Linked DNA regions of Mus musculus: region 1 is linked to region 2. The links are chromatin loops, found by intact Hi-C in ENCODE. Cell type or tissue: left cerebral cortex. All regions are shown on one strand. Each heading gives the region's core, and the rest is flanking DNA. Links, peaks and the distances in the headings are about the cores only.

The links. Hi-C counts contacts between places; a loop is a spot of excess contacts. Peaks named below come from ENCODE experiments on the same cell type or tissue, not always from the same donor. Only the 100,000 strongest peaks of a DNase experiment are listed, where the experiment ranks them.
Region 1: it touches region 2 in a loop (2.1-fold over the local background); 5 of 42 quality-filtered maps call a loop at or near these places.

What each region holds. Positions count from the first base shown.
Region 1 is chr4:125,213,489-125,225,972 of GRCm38, reverse strand. The region is part of intron 4 of Gm32611 (a long non-coding RNA gene); the gene reads right to left. Gm40244 (a long non-coding RNA gene) reads right to left here and starts at 7,529. Exons shown (of 2, transcript XR_868132.1): 1 at 7,406-7,529; 2 at 6,081-6,371. In left cerebral cortex, for the core only: a CTCF peak has its summit at 5,497 (motif pointing left); DNase peaks (open chromatin) are centred at 4,800, 5,247, 5,429 and 6,387.
Region 2 is chr4:125,153,786-125,166,269 of GRCm38, reverse strand. The region is part of intron 2 of Gm32611 (a long non-coding RNA gene); the gene reads right to left. All of the region lies in intron 2 of Gm40245 (a long non-coding RNA gene), which reads right to left. Among named protein-coding and RNA genes, the nearest start is that of Gm40245, 10 kb to the right of the region's middle. In left cerebral cortex, for the core only: a CTCF peak has its summit at 5,772 (motif pointing left); a DNase peak (open chromatin) is centred at 5,750; H3K4me3 peaks cover 202 bases.

The DNA.
Region 1 (12,484 bases), core at 2,360-10,359, 60 kb before region 2:
GTCCCTGGTACTTTGTCTGTGTCCTTCTTGATGTCCCTTACTCTCCACTCCCACATGCCCACATGTCCCAGCCACTAGATGAATGGCTCTCAACCTGTGTGTTGGGACCCCTTTGGGGGTTGAATGACCCTTTCATGGGTATTTGCATTATGATTCATAACAGTAGCAAAATTAGTTATGAAATATCAATGAAAATAATTTTCTGGTTGGGGGTCACCTCGACATGAGGAACTGTATTAAAGGGTTGCAGGATTAGGATGGTTGGGAACCCCAGCTCTGGAGCCTCTATTGTTAGACAGCCAACCATCTTCCCTTCTCTCCAACACCCTTCTGTCTGCCTTCAAGTCCCCAAAGTCAGACTCTAGCTCAGTAGCTCCTTATATTCTGTCCTTCACTGTCTCCATGCAAGGGCTGGGCCTTGGCTCTGACCCCTCCCACAACTCTTTGGGGCTTGGGTGGGGCCTTCAGTTTCTTCTCCCTGGCCACTTTCCACATTCATAATCAAAGGGTTTCCTGGAGGGCGGCATCTTCTTCCTACCCTAGACCTTGAAAAGCTGGTTGGGATCAGCTGGCCTGGCACACAAGGTAGACACAGATTCAGATTAGATGGGTAGATGAAAGTCAGCTGTCTCCTCTCGGGATTAGGGAGTTGTTTCAGCTGCAGTGTCCAGTCATCAGACAAGCTCTGCCCATTGTCCCGATCCCAGCACTGCTACCTGCATAAGCAGTGCCCCTCAGGATCCCACAGCAAGGCACAGACCCCCTGCGCAGGGGACCTAGCACATTCAGAGGGTGCTGAGTCTCTGCATCCATCTAGAACTTGGATTCTCTGTCCAGAAGTGGGGCCGAGAGGCAGGGATGCATTGAAGTGGCTGTACCCAGGGCCTGAAGATGCACATCTGGGCTTCAGAGAAGAAACTGTATTAGTGGAAACTAAATTAACAATAGACACCAGTACAGCCCAAAGAAGTCAATACAGAGTGGATCACAGACCGAGGAGGGAGGGATGAAGAAGAGGGATTGCTGCAGGCAGGAGGTGCCTGGGTGAGAGTCAAGCTTCAAATCTGAGTCCCTTCTGCATCCACAAAAGGTCTGAGGGCTTCCACCAATGGTCCTGGGGTGCTTTTCTGCACAGTCTCAGACTATTTAATCTTGTTTTTAAACGATTGTATGGCCTGATTTCTTTTTACAAACAGCATGAGTTTCTACATTCAGAAAAACAATAGCCCTATTTCCATATGAAAGAAAAGGAAGAAGAGAAGAAGGAAGGGAAAGGAAAACTAAATCGGAAGAGGAAGACAAGTGTGCCCCTAGCCTGTGTGCATGGAAGCAGGGGGGTTGCTCCACTGGCGACAAGGAAGGAACACTAGTGTCCCCTCCCAGCCCTGATGAGATGTCTGTGGCTCAGGCTAGACCCCTGATTGTCATCTCAGGCTCTTAGCCTTGTATTCTGCCTCCAGCTCAACCTCCACTAGCATCTGACCACTGTCACACTTCCAGGTTCCAAGCCAACCCTCCTGTGGTTAGGGGTCAGATCTCTCGGCTGCCTTCCCATCCCATACTCATCCCTGTGTTGATAGAGAGGCAGGCAAGCACACAGCTGTCCCCTACCCCCGATGGGAACCCGCCACCCCTAACCCCGCATCCTCAGAGGAAGCCTCATGCAGAAACACTGCTCCTCCAGTGGCTAGTGTGGGGCCATCTGCAAACAGCTCTTTAAGACCCCCCAAATGGGAACCCACAGTGGAGGTTGTAGTTCTTGGTGTGACTCTTGGGGACATGTTGCCTTTGTGCAAAGCAAGCACCATTTTCCCATTGCTGATGCTGCTCCAAGCAACTCCCCAGCCTCAGGATCTCAGTGGCCTCCTTGTGAACCAGATCTCAAAGGGAAGCACTCAGCATGGAGCCTGGTGTAGGGAGGACCTCAAGGGAACCAGCTCACACTGCTACACACAGAATCCTGCTTCTGTGGCCAGTGAGCTAGTGACATGGCTGAGAGCACGGGCAAACAGGACACTCCCCCCCCCCCCCTGTGGCTCTTAGGTGACCATTAGGCAACTGGCAATGCCTGAGGGATTTTGACAGAGGGGAAATCGATGGAGTTCACAAGAAAGGGAAAGGGCCCTATTTGTCATGGGAGGATTTCTGCACAAGTGAAGTAGGGAGGGAGAGGGAGAGAAAAAGAGAGGTGCATCTGGTATATATACATGTGTGTGTTCAGAAGCTAGAAGAGGGTCTCTCTCTCTACCTTATTTTCTTGAGACAAAGTCTCTTGCTGACCCTGGAGTGAGGCTAGCAGGCAACAAGCCCTTATGCTCCTACGGTCTCTGCCTCCTACAGCACCAGGGCTAGAGCTGTGTGTGATGACAGCTGACTTTTTACATGGGTGTTGGGGATTTGAACACAGGACTTCACGCTTGCACTGCATGGACTCTTACCCATTGAGCCATCTTCCCAGTTCCTCTCCAGCCTTCTCAAAACCACAAGAAGAGGCACGGTGCTCACTCCCATCAAGGCTGCTCCAGATGCCAGGCCAAGAGCCACCGTTTGGGCATGCCATTATATCCATAAGGAACCAAGCAATGAAGCAGCAGGCACCCATCTGGGCTTGACTGTGAGGGACCACATGAAGCCTGGACCTCTGGAGAGGGACATGCCTGTGCCTGTCTTTTATACTAGGACACTTTCTGGCCTCCAGAATCCATGTGTCCATAACCACACCACATCTTCAGCACACAGTGGCCAGCCGCAGGCAGAGCAGGGATCTGATTCTCTATCCAGTCCACAGCTCTGTCAAAGCTGGTCCATGCCAGGGAGACAGATGAATGCAATGTGGGAGGCATTAGAACATGGTATGTGCACAAATAAACACAAGCCCCGCCAATCTGCCATGTCCCTCTTCCAGAGAAAAACCCTCAAGGTCCTGTCACCTGTATGATGGCATTCAGACTCCTGAGCACGGCATCTGTGTCCCCTCGTGAGGGGCCGGAGCTCCAGCTTTATGGCAGTCTACTTCCCCTCAGCTTTACGGCAGTCTATTTCCCCTCTCCCAGGACTCTGCTTGCTCTGGTCTGGTTTTGCTGAATGCTGCTCTGCTCGTGCCATATCCTCCCACATTGGACAGGCTCCTACATCTTTAATGCCCACTGCTCCATGCATTTCCTCAAGCTACCCTGGGAAATGCTGGTCACTGTGTTCTCAAAACACTGGGTACGAGTGTTTATTCCAGTGATTGCCATGCTGTTTCTTTCTTTCTTTCTTTCTTTATTTGTTGTTCACTAAACTGTGAACTGATTTCTTTCTTCTCTTTACAGTGCTGAAGACCAAACCCAGAGCATCGTACATGCTAGGCAAGAGCTCTAACCACTGGGCTACATCCCCAGCCCAGGCTTCGCACTCTCCAAGGCAAAAACTGTACTCAATCAGTGTCTGTCTAATAAAATGTAAGAGAAATATTTGTAAATTATTTATTGTTCTACAAATGGAAGAAATCTGGAAATAAATGTAGAAAAGCCGTTGTCCCTCAGTCAAGGCAAACTCCCTGCAGGAAGAAGACGGAGAGCCATGACAAAATGAGATACATGGATACGGGGGTGCATACCTGTGAGCCCAGAACTCAGGAGTCTTGGTCATCCTCAGCTACAGAGTGAGGCCAGCCTGGGCTACATGAGGCTCTGTCTCAAAAGGAGGAGGAGGAGGAGGAGTAAAAGAAGGGAAGAGGAGGAAGAGAGATGACTCAGCAGGGAAAGGCACTGGAAGCCTGCTGCCCTCCCTGAGTTTGAGCCCCAAGACCCACATGCTAGAAAGAGAACCAACTCCCACAAGCGTCGTCTGACCTCCACATATGTGCTGTATAAAACCCATTACAGCAAACAGATTGAAATGCAGTCTAAAATTCTAAACCTCATTTGTCAAAAGAAGAAATCGTTTTTCTATGTGGCCAGTACTGATGGACATTCACTTCAAAGCCAGGCGAAACTGTCCCTCCCTTCCCTCTCCACCATCCCTCTCTTCTACAAGAGCCTACAAGGTTTGCCCTGGCAAGACAGGGGACAGACCCCAGAGCCTGGAAGAGCTATCAGGCTGTCCTTGTGAAGGAGACTCCAAGGTCACCCAGAACACCAGCACACACAGGGGTGTGTGCACACATGCATGCATGTGCATGTATGCACTTCCATCCATACATGTACCCTTCCTCTTGTCATTGACCCTCAAGTAGGCAGGCTTTGGGCTTCTGGGGGTGATAGGCGTTTACACAAGTTAGTATTTCTCTCCAAGAACCGAGGGTCATCTGGGGATGGTTTTTTTTTCCTGAAGCTTGTCAAGATCTCCTTCCAAATGCAGAGCTGCACCTGCACATTAGACAGGGCATCCTTTCCTCTGCTCTCTGGAACCCCTGGAGAGGGACTGAAGGAATGGATCAAATTCTTAATTTGAGCAAACCTCTCCGGCTGTGAGCGGGGTGTGTGTGTGTTGGGGAGCGGGGGGTGTATGTGTATGAAGGGGCCATTGGGTATGTCGGAGGCATTTGGAAGAGAGCTGCTAGGAAGACATCTGACTGCAGTTCTGCAGGCTGGGCCTCCTTCTAAGGGCAATGGGCCCCAATCCAGTTCTGGTACTTAAAAGACCTGTCAGGCCCAGGGCTGTCCATCACCTGGCAGTGGTGTGAGATGACCCACGCCTATGGTGTATTATCAGATGTGCTAGCTCCATTCCATGCTTGGTGGCTAGAACAGCACCCAGACCCTACAAGCAGCTGGAAAGCCATCTGTCTTCCAGAGTGAGCACTGCCTCCCCGCCCCACCCCAGCTGCCATCTCTTTCCTAAGAGAAGGGTCCACGGAAACTCTGGAAGGAGACAAGCCCTGATCTTTCCTGGCTCTGTGTCTGTGGATTTGTCATCTAACATCTCTGAGCTCTCGATTCCTCCCTGGAAACAGTCGGTCAGTGAACAGTGATGTGCTGTGGTGAGATGACACGGGTCAGAGTCAGGAAGCAGTGGCTAGACACCAGCAGTGGTTAGGTGAGGTTCGCCCCTGAAGAGCCAGAGATATGCTGATGAATTCAGTCACTCTAACACCTCAATGTCCAGATAAAAGCCTGAAGCTCAGGGTGTTAGGGATGGGGGTTAGGGAAATGGCACTTGCCTGAAACCGCACAGCAACTGGAAAATCTGAGAGCTGAATCCATGTCCCTGTTTCTCTGAGCACCCACTCATCACACCCTTCCCTCAGAAGGTAGGGAAGGTTCCGGTAGCCAAGTGAATCAAACAAAAGAAGCAAGCCTGGAAGAATCAAAGTCCCAGATGTCTGGGACTTTTCTGTCAGCCAACCTGCAGATCCTGTCCAGCCTCCTAAGGCCTCCCCTGCCTCTGCCCCTACAGGAGTAAGTGGGGAGTAAGGGATAAGCAAGCAGAGGGCGCTCTTCCAGGCATCTCTGCTCCTGCAGAAGACAGCAGGAGGAGGTGGGTGGGGCTTGGGTGCTGAGCCACTGTCCCGGGAGGTTACCGCCATCCCAGGCTCCACCTAGAGGCCAGTGCTTCCCTCTCAGGCACGTCTATGGGCATCCATGGTTCTCATGCCTCAACCAAGCTGCAGGTAGAGACGCTCTACATACGGGCTTCGGCACAAGACTAACAGAAAGCACCTGGGCAGGCCTGAAAGATGCCAAGACTCCCCAAGATCTCTCCTCCATGGCCCCACCATGCCGAAGAGGGTTTCCTCCTGATCCTTCCCAAAGTTGGATTCTCAGCCCTATAAATCTCCCACCGACAGAAACAGGACCCAGGCATGCTCTCTGGGGAGCCATCTCACCTTCACTACTTGGTATTTATTCCTTTATTTAAAGACACCGTGGTGGGAGCTGGAGAGACGGGTCAGTGGTTAAGAGCACTGTCTGTTTTTCCAAAGGCACTGAGTTCAATTCCCAAGCACCAACATGGTGGCACACAAGCATCTGTAATTCCTGTTACAGGGGATCCAACACCCTCCTCTGACCTCTCCAGGCACTATGTGCCTGCCTGGTACCCACACGCATTCATGTAAAACAAACAAACAAAACAAGACAAAACAAAAACACACATAAAAGAAAAGAAAACATTTTAAGACACTGTGATGCAGTTAACATTGCCAACTTGACAGGATCTGGAATCATCTAGTAGACAAATCTCTGAGCATGAATGTGAGTTTCTAAATTACATTAATTAAGATGAGAAGACCCACCCTGAGGTGAGCATCACCGTTCCATGGGCTGGGGAGCTGGACTGAATAAGAACGTGAGCTTGTCAACGTACAGATCTCTCTGCTTCCCGACTAAGGATGCGATGAGACCAGCTCCTCCTCCAGCTCTCGTTGCCATGACTGTATCCTGAACCTGTAAGCCAAAATAGACACTTCTTCTCTTCAGTAGCTTCTTGTCTGGCATTTTATTCTAGCAAAGAGACAAGTAACTAACTCACACGCCCATCATTATTGATGCTCACAAACCCCACTGAGTGGGATCATACAGCTGTACTGTATGACCTCAGTCAACAGCTGATTGGTCAAGGAGAGAACACCTGACCCTCAGAGAGCCCACTCATTGGCCAATCAGACGTCCTGCGTCTGCCTTAGTCAGCCCCAGAACAGGGCAGGAAATAACATCACCTGTGCTCAACAGCTAAGCTACAGTGTCCAACACAGATACTGGGGGAACTGTCCAGGAACTACAAACTCCATAGTCAACGCGGGGAGAGGGAAGGTGCCCAGAAGGCCACTGATGAAGAACATATCCTACTGGTAGCTTGCATACTTGTCCCAGTTCCCCCTTCCCCCGTCCACCATGCTCGATGAGGAGACCAGAGTAGAAATGAGGCTAGGCTTAGAGACAGAGAAGAGCAGCATATGACCTGGTGACTGACCACCCTTTATCATCCTTCCCCTGCTGTCTTCCTTCTACATGGGTCTGGCAGACACAAGAGAAGGATGAACCCAGCTGCCAATAGCCAGCAGGACTCACTGGCAAGCTGGAGACACAGAGGACGGCTCTTCAGGCCCAGAGCAGGTGCCCACACTCTACAATCACACCCTCCCCCGGGAGGCGGGGGGCGGGAACAGGATGCTCAGTCTAGCTGTAAAGGATCACCTGCCTGTGCTAAATGAGAGGCAGAGCTTGATGCCGCAGCCAATGCTGAGGGGGGAAGCAGTTGTCTTGTGGGGATGGGTCTTGACCTCAAACCTTCCAGTTTTTAGCTATTTGGGTAGGGAGCTGTCCATCTCGGGAGGTATGCAAGGCCTCTGGGAAGTTGGTTGGGCCAGGTGAGCTCTGGCGACTCCACACAAAGCTCTAATCTATGAGTTCCAGAGAAGCATTTCCCCATGATTTCAGAGACACACCCCAGTTTACTGTAACAGTTCACCACCACTCACAATGGGTTGGAAGTTGGCACACCCGTCTCTGAAGGAGAGTTTAACAGGATCTATCCAGATTTTTCCAGGAATGTTAAACCTTATCACATCGTGACATGTCATCCTTGGCAGTGTTCACCCAGCCCCCCTCCCACCACCACCACCACAATTAAAAAAAAAAAAAGTGTCATAATGTGTCAAGCAAAACTACAATTTTATGTCAGGCCACCTTTATGACAACCCTTGTCCTTACATCACCTATGGTGGACCAGAAGGAGACACAATCTGACCGTAGGTTATCCCTAGGGAAGAGTCTGTAAAGTGCCAGCAAGCTCCTGGAGGTGCTCTGTTATTTATACCTGGGGAAACGTATAATTGAACTGTCCAATAACACAGAAATGATTAAATAAATTAGTTCGCAGCCGGCAGACAGAAAGCCAGGCTTCTATTAATCTAGTCTAAAAAAAAAAAAAAAAATCCTGAGGATTTTCCCACAATTATCCTTCTGAAAAGAGAAAAAGCTCTTTAAATTCAAGTTGTTAGAAAGACTTTCCTATTAAGCACACTCTCTCTTAGTTACTTTATTTTAAACAACAAAGTGTCGTCTGGGGAAATCGCATTAGCCCTCTCTGACCTCAATCATTGCTCGTTTGGGATGTTTATAGAGGTCATCTGCCGGAATTGGCAAAAAAGGAGGCCAAGAAATTTACAGGGATCTGGTAATTGTTCTCCGGGTTGCGACCTAACAATTGCCTAGTGCTGGCTGTCACTGTAAACAAGGTTTAAAAGATCACTTTTAAAAGCAAGCTGCACTCTGAAGCCTGAGATACACACTTCCAGGACAAAAAAAAAAAAAGGCCCGCCTGATGTTATGCAAATAGATACTTGTGCCTCGGAATGCAATTTCCAGAAACAACAAGGTACACAGATTTGAAAAGGGTCTCACCTCAGTCTCCAGCAAGTTACACCACAAACGAGCCACACCACACACAAATGCAAACGGAGCCAATTGCCTCCATGCTGAGGTGGCACCCTCCCAGGATCCCAGAGAGGGGAGGGAAACCCGCCAAGAGCTGAGGCCAGCCTGGGCTATTAGGTGACTTCAAGATCAGCCTTCCTCTCTATCTCCTTTTCTTTTCTTCCCTCCCTGCTTTTCCCCCTTGTCTCTACTTTCCAAGACATCACAGCGCGCACAGTCTGACATTGTTCGGTAATCTCGCCTCTCTTGTTACTGTGACAGACACATCTTCCTGTTTCTACATCTATATCTGTTGCTATGTCTCTCACCTCTACCATACATTGCAGTTCCCGGAAGACTTATAGGATAAAAAAGATAAAATGATCTTTTCACAGCCTCTGGGGATATCACTGAGAAAAGAAGCCCTTTCGCAGAAGACTTTTAAAATGATGATTTTGGGGCCAGCAAGATGGTTCAGCCAGTACAGTTTTTTATGGCCAAGATGGATTAACTTGAGTTTGACTTCTGAAGCCCATGGCAGAAGGGAGAATATGGCAAGTTCTCCTCCAACTGCCAAGCCCCCCACTCCTCCTCCCCCTCTCCCCCTCCCCCCCCCCACACACATTAAAAAATATTATTTTCTCTAGCTAAAGCATGAATACACATTAAAAGCAATCTTTGCACAATCTACCACCATCACCACCTCATAATCTCACCACCCTGACATGATCATTATTAGCATTTAGCACAATTATTTCAGGAGTGTGTGTGTGTGTGTGTGTGTGTGTTTGCGTGTGCATGTGTGTCTTTAAAAGTTGCAACCACACTGTATCACTTTCACTTACACTTGAGTAATTTTGTTATTTTGTTAAGTTTTGATACAGGATCTCACTAAAGGGGTACACCACCGTGCCCAGCCTGACTTTTGACTTTTTTATATTGCCCTCTAGGATTAAGAAGTTTTCTGTTAATTGTGTCTTTGTATAAGCTTTCTAACCACTTGCCATTTAAAGCCCTTCCTGCATCCTAACCACCCTCTCAACTACCACCCTGACATCTGCTCCTGTCTGGAGATCTATCACTAAGGCCCTGCTGGCCACATAGTGCGTCAGCAGAAACAAGCCACACTCCTGGAGTGTGGTGGCATCTGATACCCTCCAGCAATATGGGAGCCAAATGAACACTCAAGACACAATCTACAGCCAACTGAAAATCCTTATTCCAGCCATCTGAGACCACACTCAGGTATTTAGGACCCAAGTCTAAAGGGTGTAGAGAAAAGGCTTTTAAAGATCAAAAAACGCATCCTGGTATCTCGCTCAAAAGCCACACAGAGAGGTTTTGTGCAAGCAAGCAGTTTAACAGAAGCTGAGCTAAGTTAGCTGAGTCATCTTGACCTCAGGTTCCTAGAATACAGTCAAGTAATTTTCCATGGACCTTCCCATCAAGGAGATAAAATGCTAGTTAAATTTAAAATGGACTCAGCAAGAATACAAGATAAAGGAACCTCTACACTGTCTTTTCCTGTCTCAATGGTGCCCCTGCAGTTGCTGGTGGAGAACTGTCTGTCATCATCTCTCCATCAATGGAACCAACAGCATGGGCCCTCCACACATCTTCTGCTCTATCACCCTTAATAAGCTGGGCACAGTCCCAGCCCTTTGTGCTGCACTGTCCAACAACAGTGTACAATCTGGAGCCTCTTGAACCTTGGCGTGAGTTCTCCAAACACCCCCTCCTTGCTGCTTCTTGCATACCTTCCCATCTCCACTCTCCTACAATTCACTCCCACAATTAATGAGGACCCCAAATCACCCTCTCCTGAGACCAAGTAGGAGCAAACTCCACATTGCTCTCTTCTGGCTCCTTTTCCACTCTGGCCTCCTCTCCTGGTCCCCTACAACTATCTCTCCATACCCTGTATAGGCCCAGCACTTGCCTGGATATATCCTATCCCAGGTAAACTCTAGATAGAACAAGCCCCCAAGACACAACACCATTCCTTTCTCCATCACTCGTGTGTGTGTGTGTGTGTGTGTGTGTGTGTGTGGTGTGTATCTGTATGTGTATGATGTGTGTGTATGTGTATATGTATGTGTTTATGTTTGTGTATGTATGTGTATGAGTGTGTGTTTGTATGCATGAGTGGTATATGTGCTCTGTGTGTGTGTGTGTTATATGTATATGGGGACAAGAGTTGATGTGAATGTCTTCCTCTGTCTCCCTCCACCTTATTTTTTAGACAGAGTCTCTTGATAACCTGGTAACAGATTTGGCTAGCTGACTGGCCATCACTCTAGGGATCCACCTATCTCTACCCCCAGCCTGGGATTACAGGCACACACTATTATACCTGGGATTACAGGCACACGCTATTACACCTGGGATTACAGGCACACACTATTACACCTGGGATTACAGGCACACGCTATTACACCTGGGATTACAGGCACACACTATTACACCTGGGATTCCAGGCATACATTATTACACCTGGGATTACAGGCACACGCTATTACACCTGGGATTACAGGCACAAACCACTACACCTGGGATTACAGGCACACACTATTACACCTGGGATTACAGGCACACGCTATTACACCTGGGATTACAGGCACACGCTATTACACCTGGGATTACAGGCACACACTATTACACCTGGGATTACAGGCACACACTATTACACCTGGGATTACAGGCACATGCTATTACACCTGGGATTACAGGCACATGCTATTACACCTGGGATTACAGGCACATGCTATTACACCTGGGATTGCAGGCACACGCTATTATACCTGGCTTTTTCCATGGGCACTGGGGCTGTGAACTCAGTTCCTTATTCTTGCATGGCAGGGACATACCATCTGCATGTCTCCTCAGCCCCACTCCACAGTCTTAAAAGGCCGTCACTTTCCCCAACCCCGACTAGACACAAGTTCCATCCTTGCTCTGCCTCTGCCTTCACAGGGACATTAGCAAAGGTCAGAAAATGATGCTGTGACGCTCCTTGCTAAAAGCAGAGTCACCCCCAAGGACAGGCTGGGTAGAAACCAGCCCTTCCTCCCCGCCAATCTGATCTCCCTCTCTGCCCGCTTTTGATCTTGTTTTCCAGCCGCAGCAGTGCCTTCCCACGTGGACTTGGCTTGATTATAACTGACTCGAAACCTATCCAGTGATTAAAGTGGCCGCCAGGCTCTGTTCTCCAGAGAGGCGAGCTGCGGGCTGAATAATTCAAGGCACCCCTTCCTGAAGGCTGGAGAATCTGCAAGAAGAGCTGAGAGCAGAAAAGTGGGCTGTTTTGTGGGTTTGTTTTTGTTTTCCTAAAGAAAAGGGCAATTTTCCCCCATGCTGGCTATGCCATACATACACATTGATATTAGTTAGTTTTGATTGACATGAACAGTCTGACAGAAAACAAATGCAGAGGCTGGTGATATCCCGGTCTGTGTAAAACACTGGGCACTCCTGGGGCTGCTAAGATGCCTCATAGCCAACAGGACCCAAAGAGGAAGGAGACATGGGCCTGCTGAGCATCTCAGCTCTGAACCCCTGCAGGAAAGACAGGAGAGACAGTGAAAGTATTGGGCCAGCTGTCTCTATCAGGGGCCGAGGAAACTATTCACTAAGGCGATTCACTAAGGAGAGCGGCTGCAGTGACCAGGGGGCCACCTTCATTTAGTGAGCAGAGAATTCTCCACGAAGGATGCAGTTGTTGCAAAAGCAAGGATCTGAGAGCCTCCCCTCGCTCCCCTGAGCAGCCTTTAGAGCCAAAAAAAAAAAAAAAAAAAAGACTGGGGAGAGGACGACCCCCAAAAGCAGCTCTTACAATCAAAAGCTGATGATGGGTGGCTGCTTTTCTATCCGTAGGTTGACACGGTCTAGAATAGTCAGGTTCTAGAACTTTCTCCATCAGGTGGACAACACTAGCCCAAGCAGAGGAAACTGAAGCCCAAGGAGCCAGAAGAGTCAGAGCAGAGTCCCTCCCACCAGTGCCCAGGATCTGCACACGCTCCAGAAAGAAGCAGAGACCAGGACTGAGAACAGGACCAGGTCTCACTGGGTAGGGGTGGGCTGGTGGCAATGCCCTGTACTTCCAACATGTGTCCTCCATTGGCATCAGCTGCCACCTCCCCAGG
Region 2 (12,484 bases), core at 2,755-10,754:
AAGCTCACTGAAATAACAACTCCGAGAATTATATTTCTGAATAAATGCATGGGCCATAAACTTGGGCCTGTTCCCTGACTAGTGTATAACTTAATTATTTCATTTATCCTAGTCTAAGTCCCATCATGCAGCTATTACCTGGTCCTCAGGCCTTCGTTTTATGTATCTCTCTCCTCCTCAGAGTTCAGGGCAAATCTCCAATGACTCTTTCCCAGAATTCTCTCCCTCTCCCTCTCCCTCTCCCCTCCCCCTCCCCCTCCCCCTCCCTCTCTGCCAGAACTCCTGCCTCAGGTCATTGATGACTTTTTTTTAAGATTTATTTTTATTTAATGTACATGAGTGCTCTATCTGCACGTACACCTGCATGCCAGAAGAGGGCACCAGATCCCATTACACATGGTTGTGAGCCACCATGCGGATGCTGGGAATTGAACTCAGTACCCGTGGAAGAACAGCCAGTGTGCTGAGCCATCATCTCTCCAGCCCAGGCCATAAACTTTTTTATTGACAGGTGAATGCTTTTACACAATGCAGAGATCCTCTCTACAACCTTCCTTTCCCAGAGTCGACCTTCTGCTTTCCAGCATATGTGTGTCTAGTTAAATCCAGATTCTTCAAATGAGAAAAAAACATATTTGGTCTTTCTTCCCCACTTCCTTATCTCATTCCCCTCTCCAATCCTGGCTCAGACCCTTCCCTCCCCGTTTATAGTCAACTCTCTACTTTGATTTCCACATACAGATTTGTATCTGTATTTATCTAGATCCCCCATGCAAGAGAAAACATACAATGTCTGTCTTTCTGAACCTGGCTCGTTTCACTTAACACGGTATTATCTGGTTCCACTTCCCTGAATACTACATAATTACGATTTCTTTACAACAAAGAAGATGCGTGTGTATGCATGAGTGTGTGGGCATTTCCTTTGTCTCATTTGTTGATAGGCATTGAGGGTGCTTCTGGGTCCTGGCTATTGTGAAGTTTTCTGCAATCAACACAATATGTTTTCCTTCCTGACACTGACGTGTCTCGAACTTAGAGGCCTTTAGGAACATACATACCCAGAGGAGGTATAGCTGGGTCACACAGTAGTTCAATATTTAGTTCTTGGGGAGCCTCCATATCAACTTCGACAATTAGCATTCTATTCTGACTCTTCCTAGATGGGCGGTTCCCTTGAGTGCTGTTGACACTTATGCTGTTGAAGTTTAGTCTTTTGCTGTGTATTGTAATGCTAAGTGTGGACCTCCAAGACCTGGTTGCTCCAGAGACTCGAGACTCCTCACGTAGACCCAAGTGACACTATGTGACCTTGCTCCCAAAGTTATTTCTGATTGGTAAATAAAGATGCCAACAGCTATTAGCTGGGTAGAAGAGACATGGGCAGGGTTTAGGGCAATGGGCAAACCCCAGGCATGGGTTTGTTGTGAGGAGGGGAGAACCATGAGAAGAGGAAGGAGAGATAAGCCACCATGACTTAGGTGAGTTCATGAAAACCTGGCCCTGAAGGCCGGGCAATTGGGGTTAAGAGCAGCCCAGATGAAACACGGTGAGTAATAACTCAGGGTTGTCTATAGAAACGTAGATTCTAAGAGCATAGAGGGTAGATACCTGCCCAGCTCTTGTACTGTTTAAGGCTTATTGTAAGTAATAAAAGTTGTGTGTCTTTTATCTGGGAACTGAATGATCAAAGGCGGGGTAGAAACCCTAGTGTGGCATTCTGTTCGGACGCCTCCTAGAAAAATGCTGCTGCTGCTGCTGCAGCTCCCTTGTGTGATGCTAACACTTACTATGCTCTTACTGTCTTCCAAGAACTCAGGGGCCCCCAGCCTCTCACTGTCCCCAAGGACTCTGTCTCCCCGAGCCAGCACCCAGTGCCTGAGCTAAAGCTCAAGTGTCAGGCTTTCTGCCTCCAGTCACCCTAAGACAATGAGCAAGTCCCTGTCTTGCTCACGCCTGGGTCTCTTCTCCCTAAGACAGATGCCAAGGGACGCCTGCTCCCAGGATGTATGGGGACCACAGTTCCACAATGGAACAGGTGGAACCTGTAGAGCCTGGCCGCTAGGATCCAGAGGCATCAAGAGGGTGATGGTCAGATTCCGACCTCAACTATGGCTTTACTGACTGACTTCTTCCCACTACACACACACCCACTGTGCCGGGGTTCAGAGAGCTGACAAAGCAACCTGTGTGTGAGGCCCTGCAGTCCATCCCAGTATCACACATGGGCACATGTGCGTGTGTGTGCACACACATACCACACACACACACACCAAACATGTAAGAAGCTGTGCTCATATGCCCACAGTTCAACATGCACACTACAGGACACCTGCATTCTAAGTCCCAAAGATCCCTTATCAGCATACTAAGCAAGGTTGGGAACCACACAGGCCCTGTCAGAGGGCAAAGTAGCAGTGCCCTCTGCATGGGGTTTCCATCTCTCCTAGGACCTGGAGACCATAAAGATCCTCCTTAAACTGGACATATGGGTACATGCCTGTTACCCCTAAGTAAAGACAACCCCAAGGCCAGCCTGAGTGACAGAGTGAAACCCTGGGGACAGGAAAGCTTTTTTTAAAAAGAGAACTCATCTCTTTTCTTGCAATGTTATTCCTCCTGCCATGACACCCAACCTAATGTCAAGGGTGAACCTCAAAGCTGCGTCGCTTGCAGGCACCCTTTCCTGTCTGTCAAGAGAGACTCCGGCCAGCAGCCTCAGCATCACACAGAGAACATGTTCCCCTCCCCCACTGTTGACCTTCATCAGTGTGAGTGAGCCCTGAGAATCTACCCAGGTAGGTCATAAAGCAGTTGAGTCAAGCGCTCCCGGGAGCTCCCCTGTGACACCTGAAGGAACTACAGTGTGGTGGGTACACATGCACTAGCTAGTCATTGCCTCAGAGGAGGCTGGAAGTAAGTAGAAGGCTGGCCCGGCTAGATGACAAGGGCCAACAGCCAGAGGCACAGGAAAGAGGCAGCCTAGCCTTGGGGTCAAAAGAAGCGATGTCCCTTGACATGGAAGGCAGTTGGCCTCAAGTGCTGAGCTGATCTTCGCAGTACACCTGGACAGAGATCACAAGACAGGCCTGTCACAGGCCAGGAGACTCCCGATGAAGCTCTCTTAGGAGCCACCAACCAACCTTCCTTCTTACTTCCAGGACAAGCTCACAGGCAGAGCCCTGCTAGCCTCTCCTCTCATCCCCCGGGGACAGTATAGTTAAAACAGCATCAGGACCGAGCCCAGCTCACCCCATCCACGCAGCCTGAGACTGGCTGGAGCCTTGGAGAGGGCTACCCTTGAATGCAAAAACTTGATTGTAATGCTGAAGCCTTGAGCCAGCCTTAGGAGTGCCCTACCCAGCAGGCTGCCCGCATGCGCACAGTGGGATGTACCTGATTCACCACGTGACAGAAAACAATGGAGCACCTGACTCACCTACACTGACATTCCCATTAGCCCAGCACACACATGAATGCACCTCCCCCCCTCCAAAAGAAGCGTTTCTCACCCAAATTCATCTAAAACCACCCAACACCCAGGTGCCACATGTTCAGTCCAGCACATGCCCCCACGCCAAGCCACATTTCCTGCACCACCATACAACACAACAAACATCAGATAATGCGTTACACAGACTCAGTGCACCCTCACCCTCACCCCTATAAAGCGGCCTGCCTCAAAGCTTATGGACAGGTGAGCTCAGACCCTCCCCCATGTGGCCTGGTGCTGAGGTCCCATCCCAAGCCACATGTCCAGGGTGTGGGGTCTGCACGTGCCTCACAGAAAGGCACATTGGCTTCTCTCACAGAAAGAACCAACATCCTCAACCCAGACCATGCCCAACAGGGTCCTGTCTGTGGACATGCTGTCTGTGGACATGCTGTCTGTGGACATGGCTGTGTAAGCTACCTCCATTCTAAATGAAGGTCAAAGCTGTGTTAGTTATGTTTCTCCTTGCTAGACTAACACACCTCACCAGCAGCAACTTACAGGACGCAGGGGTTATCCTTGCATACTGTAAGGGGTCATGTCCCATTATGGTGGCTAGGCCATGAAGTGGCTGGTCACATGATATTCAAAATCATGATGCAAAGAGATTTGTGCGGCCCAGATTGCCTTCTCTGTAACTATGTGACCGTGTGATGGCTGGACCATGTGCATATGGTCTCATGGGCCAGAAAAAAAAAAAAATGGTAGTGGGCTCCCCGAAGCTAGGAGTACAGGCTGTTATGGGCTGTTCCGTGTGGGTGCTAGAAAAGAAACCCAGGTTGTCTACAAGAACAGTGTGCTTTCTTAACCAATGGGCCATGTCTCCAGCCCAACTACACACACACACACACACATTCAGGGAGGACCTTCCCTGCTCAGTGAACACCCTTCCAGACACACCCAAAAGTGTGTCTCCTATGTGATTCCACTTCCCACCACGGTGACAATAAAGATGGCTCACTCTTCATCGGGTCTGAACTCTCGTCTCAAAGAGAATCAAATAAAACAACCAACCAGTAAGCACACACACCATTTTCACCAACAGAACTGGTCTGTCCAGGAGTTCTCTGTCCCCATCCAGCGTTAGGACCTCCCATATCCTTTTCAACATGGTGGGCCTGACCTGCTGGGTGGGTATCCAGTGCCCAGTGCCAGCTGCATCCGCTATGAGGAGGTTGCTACTAGCAAGGCCAGCTGCCAACCTGGAGCCTGGCTGAAAGAATCCGGCCCCAAGGGTTGTGGGTTTTTCTAAGCCCACACTTGACTCTGTCCGCACAGATCCAGTCTGTGTGTGTGGTCTGTGGGGAGGCTGCACCAGGGAGGCGTATCGATCAGGCTGGTCGGGAGAAGAAAGGAAAAAGACCTTCAAACAGCAAAGCTTCACGCCTGCAGAGGCTTGAAAAGACCCATGGAAACGGGGCATGCAGGTTTCCACCCCTGAGGTAGCCACACACTGTGGGTCGTGTGAGCCAGGGAAAAAGCACAGCTCTCTCTCTCTCTCTCTCTCTCTCTCTGTGTGTGTGTGTGTGTGTGTGTGTGTGTGTGCACGCGCGCACGTGCGCACACACCCGTATTTGTACAGGAGTTGTTTAGCAGCTCTTGAGTATGAATAACTCTCCTATACCAGCATGCATATGTAGCACCTGTACTGGCCAGAGAAATGTGTGTGCAGGCACGTAGTCACCCTGAACTCTCAAAGCATGCCTGTGCACACATGCTCAAGAACGCATGTATTCTACCTACCTGCCCTCTGAGAACTTCCCCCTCCGAGGGTGGGAGCAAGCACCTTTGTCCACTGTCAATTTTGTCACCTCTCACCCTTGAAACCAACCCTAACCAAAGGAACTCCCAGGACTGTCCCCCCCATCCGGGACTTCCCTCTCAGGAAGAAAAAGGTAGCCAGGACTGTGTTTATTCAATCTCAGATCCTGGCGACCAGATCTGCTAAGTATGTCAGAGGAGATTTTTTTGTAATTGCGGTTCCTGGGCCCCGCCCCCAGAGACTAATTGACAGCAATCTGAGGAAGGCACAGGCTCTGGAGATTTTTAGCACTGCGGGAGTGATTTTAACATGGTCCCAGGACTGAGAATGACTAAAGGCCCCTGCTCTTGTGGGCGTCCTTGCGCTCTAGCGGGACTGTTCCTGAGATGTGACGGTGGCGCTCCAGTCTGAAAACCTGAACACCGGCGTCTGAGCTCTCCTGCCTAGACTCTTCCCTAGGTAGGAGCTCAGCAAAGCTGACACACATCCACGCGCCGCGGCTGCCCCCTTCTGGACGGAGCCTGCAGCGCTCAGCTGCTGCGTGACCTGCAAGCTGGGTGCTACAGTCCCTTAGGGAAGGCCTTAGTAGGGCTTTGGTGGCATGCCCAGCTACTCAGGAGCTGAGACAGGAGGATTACTTGAGCCCAGGAATTGTGAGGCCAACTTGGGTAACATAGGGAGATGTTTTTTGTTTTTTGGTTTTTTTTTTTTTTGAAGAGACCAGCTGGGCACTAGAGCTCCTGCCTGTAACCCCAGCACTTAGGAGAGGAACAGAGAATCCAGGAGTTAAGGGGCCAACAAGGACTTCATAGTGAGTTCCAAGTCACCTAAAAAAAAAAAAACTGTCTTCAAAACAAAGGTCTAGGCCCAGCCTAGTGGCCTACTCAGGAGCAGGGGCAGGCAGACCTCTGTGAATTTGAGGCCAGCCTGTTCTACATAATGAGTTCCAAGACAGCCAAGGCTATAGAGTGAGATCCTGCCTTGCAAAACAAAACTTAAGCTGGGCAGTGGTGGTGCATGCCTTTAATCCCAGCACTTGGGAAGCAGAGGCAGGTGGATCTCGGTGTTCAAGGCCAGCCTGGTCTATAGAGTGAGTTCTAGCCAGGCTATACAGAGAAAGCCTGTCAAAAAAACAAAACAAAACAAAATAACAAAAACAAACAAACAAACACACCCTTTTTAAACAAAGGTAGGGGGGACTTCACACCTCTGCACCCTTCAGCCAATTGTGGTCTCCCCAGCCTTCCAGAAAGTCCTCTCCACCAGCCACCATCCTCCTCATGCCTTCCCTTCCTGATGTACCCAGTCCCTATACTAAGTCTCCCCTGTCACACTGGAAGTCCCCAGGGCAAAGGGAACAGGCCTGGGGTCCGCAGGGGCCTGTAGAATACAGGAAGCCTTCTCCAGTGGCTCCCTACCACTCTGGCTCTGTGTGAGCCAAGGCAGAGCTTCTCGCTCATACTCAAGCCCTGGGGCAAGGGGATCCTCCGTAAACTGCCAGGGGCACTCATCACGCTAGATGCCAGGTACACATTTTGTTCCGAGCATTTCACTAGTAATAAATCCCTTCATTTGTACCTAATTATCCTTATTTTGTTTTAGAATCTAGAAAACCAAGGCCCAGAGAGGTTCAGTGAGACCCAAAGAAACACACAGCGGGGTCAACTCAGAGCTGAGACTCAACCCGAGGGTTGGCTCAGGAAACCATACTTTTAACCACCCTTCCTTCTTAGGGGAGGAGAACCATTGGAGATCTATGTCCCCACTGGCCCAGGCTGGCTCCCCAATCCCTTCCCAGCAGAAATCGGCCTGGAGTCTCTGCCCGGCTGGCAGCTCAGGGGCTGTGTCGTCTCTTGCTTCCTTCTTAATTTTTCTGACAAGAGCAGCTGCCACGGCAGCTGACAGCCAGCCTGTCGGATGGAATGGGAAGGCGGGCCCAGACCTCGTTTGTCTGGTGGAAAAATGGATTTGGACAAGGGGACGGCTGAGCTTCAGGAGACAGGGGAGCACCCATGGGTGACCGGTACAGATGGGATCCCAGAAGGCTGGGGTGGGTACAGGCACGGGGCAGGAAGCCCTGGATGCTGGTGGAGGTCTGCGTAAGCCCCGCCCCCTGGATGCCGGAGAAAGCCTCGCTCCATCAGCTTCCCTTCCCCTCTCCCCATCTCCCTTCCCTCCAGTCTCTAATCAACTTCCTGGCACTGGGCCTGCATCAGTTTCTGGGGACAGAAGGCCGAGACAGGTCCATCACTGTCCTCAAGGACATCCAGGCTAGGGAAACTGCCAGGGAGACTCAACGATCCTGCAATGGTGCAGACACTCAAGGCCATCTGTTGGGGAGTAGCCTTTACCACGGACGATCCATGCCAACCACTCGGGCACCTATATCCTTCCTTCCCCCTTATGGTGTGGTGCTAACGTTCTTGCTTCCACAGTGTTTGAGCGCTTAAATGAATTAACCCGTGTGGTACACTGTAAAGTAGCACCTGGCCTATGACCAGTGCCTTCTCCCATTCACATCACCCAGGAGCAGACAATGCTATCTCCAGGGACCCTGCCCCCACCCGACTCCCCTTATTCATTTGTCCCACCTTAGACTCAGACCCTGAAGAACCCCTGAGGTCTAAGCTCCAGCCTACCTGAAACAAGGCCCTCTTTACCATTCACAGCAGATGAGAGAGTCACCACGTGTGATATGGCCACACTGTTCAGGTCCCTTCTGTCTGAGCTCACCCTAGTAGGGCAAAGGGCTTAGAAGAGGTAAGATTTCTTCTTGGGGTGAGTCAGCTTTTTGCCCCATGCCTGGTGTGTCAGCCTCACCAGTCATTCAAGTCTGGAGTGCAAGAAGCAAGCTCTACCACAGAAAGTTGCTCTAACTATGCTTGGACAGTTCCTCCTTAGAGCAGGCCTCTGTCTCTCCAGCTACTGTGCCAGCTATGGAGCAGAGGCACTCCAGGGGCGATCTGTAAGTATTTCTTTCATTCAGACCCAGGCCTGCAGCCCACAGCTCCAAAAGGGCAAAGGCACAATGCCCAGTGTTGTAGAACAATTTCCACCCGAGACTGAAACATTCCTACCTGCAGGGAAGCTCCTTAAGCCAGAAGGTACACAACTCAAAATAGCTTCAGGAAGACCCTGAAACTTATCAGATTCACTAGGCCCCTCCCTCCCAGCCTGAGTAAGAAACTATAGATTCCCACTCACACACAAGCCAAGCTGTAACAAAGGACAGACCAGACCAGCTGCCTGGAAGAGGCATGTATCAACTGATCCACCTGGAAAGGAAACTGTCTAACCTACCGAGCTGCCTGTAGGCTGTGCAGTGTGCTCTGGGTCCCCAGCTTTGTTAGCTGTCACCCACACTGGGCTGAGCTTTGGTGAATCAGCTGTCTTTTCGTTATTTCTGTTCCTGTGAGTAACCTCTCACCCACATTCCTGTAAGTAACCCCAATAAAGTTTATTGGTGCACCAAGTTGGACTTTGATGGTGTCTGTACTTTGGTGTCTCATGGGCTCCCTATCTGGGGTGAGTAGATGTGTATGCTGTGTTCCCCGGGAAAGGTTTTGTCTCACAATACCCAGCAGTCAGGCATATGTCTAGCCTTAGTAGGTCCTTCAGAGATGAGTTCACATCTGTGGGTTTTATGTATTGAGTGTGAGGTGTAAGGTGGGGAGTAACTGTGTTTGGTTCTCTGTGTTTTGCACAGTTCAGCTCTCATGTCTCCAAAAAACATGGTTGGGCCCTGGACCACGGCAGCTAGCTCAGTACCTTGTGATCATGGTTGGTATCAGCTGGGACAGCCACTTCACAGTGTGCTCTGCCTGCATGCCTGCACTTACTAGCCACATGAGGCGTCTTGACCCTTTCTCAAGCCACACACAGGCGCACACTGAGTCCGGCAGAGAGAAGAAGCAGGAAGCAGGGGAGAGGGCAGAAGGGGTGGAATGGGGGGGTGACTTCTTGCTTCTCTGCCTTTTCAGGCTGTTGCTGGCCCAAGCTCACAGTGACAGTGCAGCCGGCTCTTCCTGAACACCATGATTCGTATTCCCTGAGGGTCAGAAGCTTGAAACATTGCCTACGTGACTTCTAACCATGCTTCTCTTGTGGGGGCTGTTGGGGGTAACTTCGACAGGAGCCAGAGTTCCAGGAACATGAGCGAACTCCTTCCAACCCATGTAGGTGAATTATCACCACCGGGTCCCGGAGTTCAACATCAGCTTGACTGGAGACCAGACTATCTGTGCATTGCCCAATGCCCCACAGGCCAGCTGTGACTCTCCAAACTGAAGAAATGACTGAAGCAATTGCTCTCATTAACACCTACCCTCACCACTGCCTCCTCTGAGAGTGAAAGAGACAGGATGGGCCCCAGTTAGCCCCGGATGACCCAAACATGCCTCTCCCCTCTCCCTCTGCTGTCCCCAGCCCCATACCTACCACCTTCAAAACCAACAGCCTGGACAGCCCAAGCTTCTGCCAAGTCCAAATGGACATGCGCAGAAGGGCCGAGCCAGGGACACCCGCACACTCTCCAAAGTGAAGCTATGTCTTTAAAAGCGTCTGCCACACTATCTCCCTCAGCCCAGGCAGAAGCCACCAGGTCCAGACACTCCTGAGACTCTTCCTTCACCCTCTGAGGAAGGAACCTCAGAAACACCAGCCGAGCCATGACCAGGATGTCCATTGAACTGCACAGGACCAATCTTCACCAGCAACACCAGGCACTGTCAAGGCCACGTGGTCCAGCAACTCTCCTTGCAGGCAGACCCAAAAGAATTGCAGGCAGTTTCAAACTGATCCTTTTGTGCAGCAATATACTTTAGCGGGGTGAGCCATGATCGCCAGGAGGTGGAAGCCAAAGGCATCCGTCAGCAAATGCCTGGGTGAACATAGAACTGTTTCCATGCGGTGGGGGACAGCATGGATTCAAAAGGAAGTTGGCTCCCACTCAAGTACAACACGGGTGAATCTTGAAGGCTAAATGAAAGCACCAGGTACATAAGGACAACCATCGCATGATTCCATCATGAAAGGTACCCAGAGCAGCTGCGCTCACAAGCACAGGAAGAGCATCAGGTCTGGTGGTATTTAATGACTAGTGATGGTTAGGAAACGCCTCTGATAGATGGTATGACAGCCACAGTCAATGTGGATGGACTCCAAGGACTCTGATGTCACTTCTGGCCTCCAAGGGCAACTGCGCACACATGTGAATACACACAGGCAAACGACACAAATACCCACAAACACAAATGAATTCTTTAAAAAAAAATTTTTTTTTGAAATTAAGACAGGTGGAGGCATACACCTTTAGTCCCAGGACTCAGGAGGCAGACAAGCAGATCTCTGAGTTCAAGGCCAGCCTGGTCTACAGAGTGAGTTCCAGGACAGACAGGCTACACAGTGAAACCCTGTCTCTGACTGACAAAAATTTTTTAAATTAAATGAAGCCAGATGTTACAGTGCATAGCTATAATCCCAGCACATAGGAAGTGAGGTAGGAGGGTTACCATGCGTTTGAGGCCAGTGTGAGCTACATAGCAAAAGTCTGCCCAAAAGAAGACAACAGAGGAGGAGAGAGGGGAAAAAAGAAAACTTTCTCTGGCAACTGTATTTGGGACGGGAAGATGTCCTGGTGACCTGAGTTCAATTCTTGGGACCTACATGGTAGAAGGAGAGAGCTGATTCCCTTAAGTTGTGGGTTATGTGCATCGTGGCACATTCAAAGCCATACCCACGCTAGGCGTAGTGGTGCACGCCTTTAATCCCAGCACTTGGGAGGCAGAGGCAGGCAGATTTCTGAGTTCGAGGCCAGCCTGGTCTACAGAGTGAGTTCCAGGACAAGCCAGGGCTACACAGAGAAACCCTGTCTCGAAAAAGACAAAAACAAAATAAAACAAAACAAAACAAAACAAAAAACCAAAGCCATACCCACACTCACAAATAAATAAATGAATAAATAGGGCTCTAAGAGGGATGTTTCAGCCGTTAAGAACATGTGCAGCGCCGGGCGTGGTGGCACACGCCTTTAGTCCCAGCACTTGGGAGGCAGAGACTGGCGGATTTCTGAGTTCGAGGCCAGCCTGGTCTACAAAGTGAGTTCCAGGACAGCCAAGACTATACAGAGAAACCCTGTCTCGAAAAACCAAAAAAAAAAAAAAAAAAAAAAGAACATGTGCAGCTCCTGCTAAGGACCTGAGTTCAGTTCCCAGCATCCACACCAAATGTCTCAAGCTGCTTGTAACTCCAGCTCCAGAGGATCCCACACTCACACGCACACAGAGACGTACACATGGACACACAGTTTAAGAATAAAACTAGGGGCTGAAGAGGTGGCTCAGTGGTTAAGTGCACTGACTGCTCTTCCTAAGGTCCTGAGTTCAATTCCCAACAACCACATGGTGTCTCACAACCATCTGCAATGGGATCTGATGCCCTCTTCTGGTGTGTCTGAAGACAACAACAATGTACCCACATACATGAAATAAATAATAAATCTTTTTTTAAAAAATAAAAATATAATATTTAAATTAATTAGGGTAAAAATAAATTAACAACCTACAGTATTTGTAAACTGATTGCAGCTATTGTTTATCCAAAGCTTTAAACCTTTATTATTTTGGGTGTGACATCTCACTAAGCTCTCTTATCTGCCATAATTAAGTGTTTTAGCCAATTTTATTGGATTTCCTAGTAATAAGATTACATCTCTGGCAAATGACGATAATTTTTCCCATAAATTTTGCTCCGCTGCTTTCTGTCTTGTCTCCTCAGCTGTTTGGAGCTCTTTGCTGTGCCTGGACATGCCAGGCTTCGAGGCAGCAGTGGGGGGTTGGGTAGATATCAGCAAGCAGAAGCAAGCAACTAAGTAAACAGGCAAATGACAGCCTGGAGCAGTGGTGGAGGGGAAGGACTGCCTATGAGGCTCCCCAGAGATGCACAGTGTGATCAGCCAGCTGAGCACACACCCAGGTCTGTGCACTTAAAGCCCATGGTCCAACAGCACCCGTGACTGGGCACCATCATAGCCTCTAAGTACCCACAGCATTTCTGTTACCACGGTGACAGCTGTTATGCTGGGCTTTACCCAGACCTAAACCAAACAGACCCAGGGATTACAATCTGCATGACCCAAGCTAGTTCAATCCAGTCTAAGCCTAAAATGAAGAAAGGGTTCATTTCTGTCTTCACTGGGAGAACTCAATACTGCCCTCTATCCTGTTCTTAGT